Regions from separate parts of the Homo sapiens genome. Here region 1 is linked to region 2. A link is a contact called in ENCODE POLR2A ChIA-PET data. All regions are on one chromosome and are shown on one strand. Each heading gives the region's core, a stretch centred on a gene start or an enhancer-like site at or near the end of the contact. The rest is flanking DNA. Distances are from core to core; before and after follow the strand shown. Region 1 holds the start of DYNLL2-DT (DYNLL2 divergent transcript). Region 2 holds the start of NLK (nemo like kinase).

Region 1 (4,988 bases), core at 458-2,957, about 30 Mb after region 2:
CTCTTATCCCTATTATACTTCAGGGAAGGGGAGCAGGGAGAGGGAGGATTTATGCCCTGGCAGCATGGCCTTTGAAGGGCCACTGCTAGCTCATAGTAACCCTTGGGAACACTTGAAAGAAGTCATCTTCTGGTTGGACACTGGCTTGTACCGTGACACACAGGCTAGCAAGCAGTGTGCCGGCTGTATTTTAGCACCCGCTTGCTCCATCGGTTGGATACTCTTGCGCAGTGAATGACCTGTGCAACCATACGTGGCAGATCTGACCTTCAGGCCCTGGAAGGGCCTGGAAACTAAGGACTGTTGGAGAAAGGGGGTACTAGCTTCGCTTTCTCCAGGCAGTCCAGGCGATTAGCCCCGCACAAGCCCTAAGTGTATAAATCATCCTTCCTCGTCTCCCTCCCTTCCTCCCATAGAGGCCACGCCTCCCATTCATGAACACAAAGACTGACATCAGAAAACCCTTAGTGTGAGGGGATACCCCAGGCCTTAACTGGTCTCTGAAATCCCCCAACTGAGGTTGTTAGAGGACAGAACTGTGGAAAGCAGTAACCAGAGGGAATGATTTTTCCAGGTTTCCCCTGACACATAACGAACACTAACTTTTGATGCTTCAAACCAGAGCAGGCCAGGGCCAGGGCAAGTCTGACTTCCTGACCATGGTTTGGAGAGGCGAAGGGGAAAAGATGGGAGTGGGAGCTATCCCCGGCAGCTTCTTAATCCCTACTGTATGGCCAAAATGCTTGGTTCCCAATAAAGGCTCGTCAGCCCTTGAGGTAGACACTTCTGTATAAAACAGACCAGAAAGAAAACCGCAGGCCTGAGGATCTTTCCTGGGAGTGGGATGGAGTGAGGGCAGGCAGGCTCCCAACGCGCACGTTCACACCCACTCTCCCAGAAGTAGTCTCTTGAGCCTCCAGAGGGGCTGCTTCCTGGGTGCACCTCTTTTCAGCTAGAAGCAAGTCAAGCCTGACCTGCGGGATCTGGCAGGGCTCTCTGTACTTGGATTCTCTCCTTTATAAAGTGAGGGGTGTGGATGGGTGGTTTTTGAAGGCTCCTCACAGCTCTGACAGGCACCACCTCTGGGGGCTTCTATTCACTCTCCTCCAACCTTGTCTACCTGGACAGGCAGGGACAGACGACAAGAAATCGCTCACTCTCACCCCCATCCCAGGACCCCAAGGCCATAAATGTGCAAGGACAGCAGAGGCCTGCGTACCAAAGACACATCCCCATCAATTTTGCTTCGGCTCTGTCTCCATTGCTCCTGTAGACAAATACCGGCTGGGGGCCCAGCTGGGAGTTTAGGTCCTTCAGCCTCAAAGAACAAAGGAGGAAGAAGGGACCTTCCCGGAAGGTGAGGGGAGGGAGTCCTGGGGCTCCTATGCCTCTCCCTCTCCATAGGGCTGGCTGTCCCTCTCTTTCTCACAGATACGGGAGGAGGGAGTGTCCTGTCTTTTCCTCTGAGGCTGGTGACTTCATCTCCTCCCCTCTCTAAGGTTGGGGTCTCTACCTCAGCCCCATCTGTTCCCTGGGTCTGAAATCTCCATCCCCCTCTCCCTTTTTTCTCCTTGGGACTGGGGGTCTCCACACCCTTCCCTCTCCTCCTCTCTCAGGACCATGTCTCTTTATTCCTTTTCAGGCCTGGCCTCTCCAGCCCCGGGGGGAGGGGTCCGCATTCCTCTCCTTTCTTAAGGCCACGGCTCCCTCCCCCACCCGCTCCAGCTCCTCCTCCCCACCCCCTCCCTCCGCCCCGAGGCATTGTGGGAGGAAACAAGATGTGGGGCGAGAGCGGCGCGGGGAGAAGCCCGCAGTGCGGGGCCGGGCGGGCTCAGCCAATGGGGAGCGCGGACGGCGGCGCGCGCGGCGGGGGGGCGGGGGCGGGGCACTATTTCAGCGGGGGCCGCGCGTCGGCCGCGCTCAGCGGCAGAGCGGAGCGGAGCTGTGAGGCGCCAGTGCGGAGCGGGCGGGCGGGCGGGCGGCGTGAGGCGGAGCGCGGGCGGCCGGCGAAACTCCAAGGGCGGACCGCGGCAGGGAGCGATCGGCCTCGGGCTGCGGGAGCCGGAGACCGCGGCGGCGGCGGCTGCTGCAGCTGCAGGAGGAGCCCAGGGAACACCGCCCCTGCCTGTGCTCTGCCTCGGGCCATCGCTCCTCCCCAGGGCCCAGTGCGGACTCGCCTCCGTGAAGGTGAGCGGTGGGTGGGGGCGTCCCCCGGGTGGCGGGCCTGTGTCCGTCGCGTGCGACTCTACACGACCCGGCCCTCGCCGCGGTGGCCCTGCGGCCTCCTTAGCCGGCCCCAAGGCCTGGAACAGGGCTGGCCCCGCAGCCCTTGGCGTTGACGGTCCGGGCAGCGCAGCGCGCCCCCGCCGCCCCTCCCTCTCGGCGCAGCCCGGGCTGCGCCACCCTTTGCCCCGGCCACCCTCGTGGCGCTGCTGGAGGCCCGGGCTGCGGAGCTGCCGCTGCCCCCGCCCCCGGGAGTCTCTCTGCGCTGCGTGGAGGCCCCTGATGTCAGGGGCCGGGGAAGAGGGGGTGGAGAGGGCTCGGGCGTGACGCGGCTCCTCCTGCCGCCACCGCCACCCTCTGGGGCGTCCTTCCTGCAGCGAGGACGCCCAGTCACTCCGGCGCTGTTCCAGGCCGGGTGGGGGAGGGCGGCCGACCGGCCGGGGCCTGCGGACCTGGCCGGCGGCGCGGGCGGGAGGTCGGGGGGAAGGAGGATGCTTCCTCGTTCCCCAGGTGCTGCCCTTCGGGACCGCAGCGCTCTGGAGGATGGGATAGTGGAGGGATACGGCCCACTTGGAGAGCCCGAAGAGGGAAGTAGAAGTGTGTGTGTATTGGCGGGTGGGGATGGTGGTCCGTGTCATTCGGAGATTTAGCCTTTTTTTTTGGTTGCAAAACCAGGAATAGAGGATGGGAGCTGTCCTGGGGTGCCCTTTGTGCTTTTCACAGGAGCCTTGGCTCGTGACTGAGGCTGCTGGCCTGGGGCCCTCTGGCCATCTTCCTCCTATCTGGAGGCCCAGGTCCCTTGCTTTTTCCCAAGGAGGGAGGGGCTAGGCTGGACACCTTCCTGTGCTTTGCTTACCGGCACCTTGGACAGGGGTGGTAGGGGTTGGGCTTCACCTCTCTCAGATGCCTGGGGGGCCATTGTAGTCGTAAGACCAATATTATGTAACCGCAGGCTCTTTCCTGGAGAGTAAGGTGGCTTTTAATTACTGTAACAAAGTTGCTCCTTTGGACTTTGGGAATGAGGCAGTGGAGCAGGTGAGCTTGCAGGCAAAATGGTGCCAATTTCATACTTTCACTTTGCTGTCTAACCAGGCCCCACCCCCACCCCTGGGTTTGTAAACAGTGCCCCCTTCTGAGTGGTAACCTGGAATAGGCCACCAGGTGACACTAGTTTTTCTTCACTTATACAGAGCCTTATAATGTAAGAACCTTTCTCCCTGTGCTGCTGTTGTACCTTTGCTCAGACCCATTTGAGTTTACCCCATTTATCTCATTTCAACCATTAGTATTTAAAATGAAGATGTTGATTTGCCCAAGGTCACGTAACTAGTCATTCCTTGAACAGGGTTCTCCGAATCTTTCCTCAGCACCACATGGTGCTCACAGACTCCAGTTGAGGCTCTGACTTTTCCTCTCCAGAATGTGGGGGCAGAGGGTGCTGGTCTACTACCTCTTTGCTCTGCCAGTTTCTGCCGAAGTGGAACCAGCCCTGCTTAGTTTGGCAGTGCTATCTAGATGAAGGGGCCTTGGATGCGGTCAAGGGCTGCCTGGCTGGCAGCTGGCATGTGTGCATTCTCTGCATGTGGTGCAGGCTGAAATGGTGGTGGTGAGTTCTGTTTTCCCTTTCAGCCATCTAGCCCACAGGCTATTGTGAACTCCGAGATCAAGGTGGCCTGGAATGATACCAAGGATATGTCCTTGAGCAGGCAGCCTCCTGTGTAGCCTTCCATCAGATAGAGCTGGAATGACAGCATCTCTTGTCCATTGGGCTGGGCCACAGAGGGGTGCTTTTAGGGGTGGGATGATGGGGGAGATAGTTACTGCTCCATGTGTTGGGACTGTGGTCAAGGACAAAGGGCTCATCCCCTCTGTTCCTGCATAGTACCTCACATGTTGCCACCTGTCAGGCACGTCCTGAGATTCCGCTCGTCCCAAGAAGGGTCCATGCAGGGTCTGCCTGGAACCTGTGGTTGCTATGGCATGAATGGCATGGCCTTGATAGCAGGGATATGAAACAAGGCTATTAAAATCTTTACCTTTCTTAGGCACCTTTTTAAAATGCTTTATCTCCAGGTTTTTCCCAAGCCTCTGTTTTTTTAGGGGAAGGAAGGCTTCAGCATTCCTTTGAGGAAAATAAGATATTGTCTCCTAACATAATACCTTTCACATCACCTAATAGGTCAGTACTTTTTGAATGAATGAATAAGTTTGACATGAGGAAGCAACGCACCAAAGAGATGAGAAATCAGTGTTGAAGCTGGGTCCAAAATCTAGGGCTTTCAAAAATTATATTGGGCTTTAAAGAATGAACATTGTACTGAGGAGAGTGGGGAAGCAGAGGGGAGGATGGGACAGAGAGAGACATGTCCTGTGTGACCGACCAGCCAAGTCTGAGGTTGCCTTCCCACCCTCTCTACCTCTTACGGGCATCTCAGCCTGGAGTACTTGAGAGAAGGCATAATTATCATTATCTCTGCCCCACTGGACATTGGTGGCCTGGAATAGGGCCTGTATAGGGCAGGGGTTGGCAGCATTTTTCTGTGAAGGGCCAGATAGGAAATATTTTTGGCTTTGCAGGCCAAATAGTTTCTTGGAAGTACTCAACTCTGCTATCGTAGCATGTTCCTGCAACACTTTATTTTACAAAAACAGGTGGTAGGCTGGATCTGGCTGATGGACAGTCCCTTGTAGACTGTCCTTGTGTGCAGATGCTCTCATATAACTTCAGTTAATCTTTACAACAACTCGCGATAGAGAGCTATCCT
Region 2 (4,622 bases), core at 649-3,148:
TTTTGTTTTAATTTGCACCAACAGCTTTATCATTTGTCGACAGTGGAGTTCTGAATGCCAGAGATTCCTCCTCTTTTTGCCAAGATCAGGATTAACTATGGAGAGGACCGGCCGTAGACTACGAACTGTCAGTCTACTGAGTTTCTGTCAGTCTTTTGAGTTTCCTTTGTCTTCTTGTTGAGTGACCTTGGACCTTGAGTTTCTGAAGCTCAACATTCCCTTTTTCTTCCCCTATTTTTTACCCCACACTTTACATCTTAAGTGGGATATTGGACATCTCGGATCAGTGGACCAGTGATGATTTGGACTCCGCCTTCTTCGTCTAGGTCCCGCCCACTTTAAGACCCCACCCCTTCCCTAAGCCCCGCCCCTTGAAGAGGTTGTCTCGATATGACAGCAAATTCTCCACAATCCTGTCCTATAGGAGATCTAAAGGGTGGGACTTACATCAACCTTTTTTTTCCATTTGTTTTTTCAAGTGTCTATTTGGCCCAGGTTCCATCCCACTTCATTTTCAACCCAAGGATTGGTTACTCTGTTCTTTGTCTCTGGCTCATGATTGGTTCTTTCGTTCCGCCCCTCTCTTCCAGCTTTTGCAGGCGGGATTACCACGCAGCTTCCTGCTCCTGCCAAAAAAAAAAAAATAAATAATAAAAGAAGAAGAAGAAAAGAGGAGAGAGGCGAAAGAAAAATGTCACAAAGATCTTTGCTTTTTAATTGGCTTTAAGCCTTGTCGGTCAAGCCAAACTCTGCCTTTGATTGGTCTTTCTATCTGCCCATCCCGGATCGGGGGCGGGATTTCCCCGGAAGACCCACACCTTGTTGCCACTGGCCGAACAGTGCGCCTGTCTGAAGCTCCTGGCCCAGGATTGGAGGCGGTGGCGGACAGGTGGGCGTGGATTGGCTAGGGCAGCCGGTCCGTGCAAGGCGGGGGCGGGGCCTCGGCGGCTGGTTGCGCGTGTCCGACGCTGGCTCCGCTCTATCCGGCTTTGCTAGGGGAGGTGAGTCCGGCCGCGGCGGAACCGGCGGCTGAGGAGGCGGCGGCTGAGGAGAAGGCGGCCGCGGCGGCTGAGGAGAAAGCGGCCGCGGGGACGGAAGCCGGGTGGGGGGGAGGGGGGGAGACGGAGCAGCCTTGAGCCCTGCGGGGCCGTTGCGCGGGGGACCCACCCGCTCTCCCCCCCAACCCTCCTCAGCAGAAGCAGCCGGCGGCGGGGGCAGGAGTCAGCCCGCTTCCGACCGTACCCCGCCCGCCTCCCGGGGCTCCTGTTCTTTGGCCCCGGGACCCTAACCTTCTCCCGGGGCGGTTCCCTCCGTCTGGGCGTCCGAGCGCTGCCCACATCTTTCATTCCTCCCTGCACCTCCTTCCCTTCACTTTTGCCCCGGCTCTCTTTCTCCTCTCTGTCCTGCTGTCGCCTCCTCTCCTCACTCCAGCCTCCTTCCCTGGCTTATTCTGCCCAGGAAAGTTTGGAACCCCCGCCCCCCCTCCCCAATCAGGTCAACCTGACTAGGAGTAGGGGGAGATGTAGGAAGGCCTGAGAGTTCGGGGGGGGGGAAGCTGGAAGCTGGTTTCCCAGAAAATTTCCCCCCATCTTCTCCATTTAGGGTGGTGGGAATTTTTTTTAATCCTGTTTTTGAGGAGGTGGTAGGTGTTTAGAAAAGGATGTGGGAATGGAAGGGGTAGATGAGTCAACCCTCTTTCAAGATTCCAAGGGTGGTGTGTTACCTGATCCTTTTCGTGTGTGGAGTTCAGGGGGTCGGGAGGTTTGGCCTTTATTCCCACATTCAAAGTTGGAACCTCCCCCAAATTAAGAATGGAGTTTTAGTACCCACTTGTGGCAGGAATCCTGGGGGGAAGGGGTCCTTTTTTCCTTTTTCTTTTCTTTTTTCCCTTTTTTTTCCTTTTGGCAACCCACACCCTTCCACACACGCTCACCCCAAAATTAAACACCAAGATCCTCTAACTTGTTTGGATTGACTGATGAAGACATAAAGCTCTATGTTTTTTGAGGTGGAGTGAGTGGTTTTTCTTCATTTTTAAATGGCCAAATGACAGCTTGACCCAGTTTGCTTTCCAATCAAAGGGCATTTATTTTGAATGTCTCTTTGTGGCGCAAGAGCCAACGCAAAAATGATGGCGGCTTACAATGGCGGTACATCTGCAGCAGCAGCAGGTCACCACCACCACCATCACCACCACCTTCCACACCTCCCTCCTCCTCACCTGCACCACCACCACCACCCTCAACACCATCTTCATCCGGGGTCGGCTGCCGCTGTACACCCTGTACAGCAGCACACCTCTTCGGCAGCTGCGGCAGCCGCAGCAGCGGCTGCAGCTGCAGCCATGTTAAACCCTGGGCAACAACAGCCATATTTCCCATCACCGGCACCGGGGCAGGCTCCTGGACCAGCTGCAGCAGCCCCAGCTCAGGTACAGGCTGCCGCAGCTGCTACAGTTAAGGCGCACCATCATCAGCACTCGCATCATCCACAGCAGCAGCTGGATATTGAGCCGGATAGACCTATTGGATATGGAGCCTTTGGTGTTGTCTGGTGAGTATCCAAAGAAAAACACAACCTCTCATGGTTTCTTCTGTTGGTTGTCATTGGATGAGTCCATCTCTAATGGTTGTCTCCATGTTGACCAAGGTGCAGCAAGCTTCTCAACCCAACTGTAGGAAGCCACCCTCACTTATGTGGTAAAGAGGCCTAATGCATTGGCTGTCTAGGCTCATGGCAAGTTTTGGTGGAGCGCCTTCTCATGAGCAACACACATAAGTGTGCTGTCTACCAAACTTTTCTATTAGAACCTAAGCAAGCCACTGAACACAGGATCAGTAGATGAATGTATGCAATACTAATTCCTACGAAGACCTTGGTCATCTCGTGTGTTTGATTCAGTGGCCCTGTGGCATTAAGTGTTAGCACCTGATCCAGACTGAATTCCTTTATAATACTCTTGTCATTAGGATATACTTTGCATAACTACTTTCCTGTCCTTTCTGTCTTTTCACTTATTTTGTGATCTTGATCTCCAGAAGAAAGATAGGATTCATAGTTGAACCAGTTAAGATCATTGCTTGAGTGGTTTATTTTAAACCATAAAGCTACAGTTGAGAAGTATGTAGCTGTAGCCTTTTGATAAGAATGCATTAAATATAGCATCACACATGAGTACCACAAATGAGGTTAGTAGACTAGCTATGCAGTGGCCCACATTCAGTGTAATGTTTTAGTGTCATTTAGTGCCTCTTAAGTTGCTGTTATCTGTTGGTCAGTTGCTGTAGTAGGAAATAATACTTTTTTAACAAATGACCCTACCTTTGCTAGTGCTAGGATATTTGTAAAAGCCTAAGGGCTTCTTAAATATAACATTTTGGTCTATTTGGTCTAACCTTAGAAAGATTAGTAGTTTATAATAAAATATGTTTGTTCCTATCAAAACTAGAATGAACTGGGTTTTCTCCCAAGGACTAATGATTCCACTTTGGATAGATGAATTGATATTTTCAGTGCATTCAAAAATTGTTACTCCCGAGAAAAGCGCCCATTACCACAGGAAAATGAACTCTTTGGAACTAGCCCGGTAAATATCTCCTTTCGTCATTGTTTTTGAGGCTAAAATTGATGGGTGCATTGTTTATGCATTTTAACTGGCCATCTTATTTATATTTCAGATTTGATAATCTAGGCTGCTAAGTGATCTCATCCATTTTTTAAAAAAACTAGTAGAGTCCAGTGTTTTCTCAGCTAGTCCCCAAGGAAGTTTCTGCTGCAGCGTGGTCCTTTCTTCAAGGTGTGTGGGATTCAAGGTGGAAAAGAGTATAGCTGGTAATGGTGCCTTGGTCATTCTGCTCAGGGACCTGCCTGTTCCTGCCTTCCTCTCTTCCCTTCCACAGACTATCTCAGAGATTTAACTGTGAACTTATCCTTGCCTAACTCTTGAGGATTTCCAAGCTTTGGTTGGGGGATGGAACAGACAGGAAAACGGTTGTTCCTTGGTTTAAATTTTGTCATTGATTTACTAATAACTTTTAGCACTTGTTTGGATCTTCTTAGATCTGGATGCTTACTTTCTTTTTTAGTGCCTTACATACAATGCTAAAAACTAGGGATACTGAAAGGGAAATGGGTTGCAGCATTCTTGAATATATTCAAAAGGCATTTTTCACTTACATTTCTATCAAAAAGTGATGTGACTTGTAGCAGTTTTTATTTTATTTATTTATTTTTTTAAGGAAGGGGGCAATAAAGAACTGGAGTGCTGAAACATCTCACACAGCAAACGTTCTGCTAGTGGGTACTATGAATCTTTGATATCTGAAAGCCCACATATATTTGGTTTGAAGCCATTCTAGAGGTTTTTAATTGATTGACTGCTCTACCACCTATGGAGTTTGTCTCATGTACTTAAAGTACACCTCTGTGCACCATCTTACTTCAGGTTTGTCTTGTGTCACTGACTACATTCGTAAGCCCCTTGAGGGTAAGGATTGTCTACTGTAGTAATCCTTTTCTCCTCAGCGCCTAGCACAGTGCTTTGGCATCTTTGCTGCTTGGTTAATTGATCTAGTCAGGTCCTTCTTTGTTTTGGCTTAAACAACAGAAAATTATTTCTCACA

The links. ChIA-PET counts read pairs that join two places held with the same protein, here RNA polymerase II (POLR2A).
Region 1: POLR2A ChIA-PET joins it to region 2 with 15 read pairs in PC-9. The contact joins the promoter of DYNLL2-DT here to the promoter of NLK in region 2. POLR2A ChIA-PET finds 5 or more read pairs at or near these places in 2 of 52 experiments (PC-9 and WTC11).

Annotation. Positions count from the first base shown.
Region 1 is chr17:58,081,497-58,086,484 of GRCh38, forward strand. DYNLL2-DT (DYNLL2 divergent transcript) reads right to left here and starts at 1,708. Exons shown (of 3, transcript NR_110809.1): 1 at 1,220-1,708; 2 at 1-1,120. It overlaps DYNLL2 (dynein light chain LC8-type 2), which reads left to right and starts at 1,923. Exons shown (of 3, transcript NM_080677.3): 1 at 1,923-2,187. RefSeq lists an enhancer at 1,652-1,946 and silencers at 1,663-2,012, 2,023-2,082, 2,123-2,542, 2,583-2,712.
Region 2 is chr17:28,040,779-28,045,400 of GRCh38, forward strand. It overlaps NLK (nemo like kinase), which reads left to right and starts at 1,899. Exons shown (of 11, transcript NM_016231.5): 1 at 1,899-2,553. The coding sequence starts at 2,096. LOC105371709 (a long non-coding RNA gene) reads right to left here and starts at 942. Exons shown (of 3, transcript XR_934637.4): 1 at 819-942; 2 at 448-626. LOC102724517 (a long non-coding RNA gene) reads left to right here and starts at 2,560. Exons shown (of 2, transcript XR_001752820.2): 1 at 2,560-4,622. RefSeq lists an enhancer at 345-639 and silencers at 807-1,036, 1,057-1,286.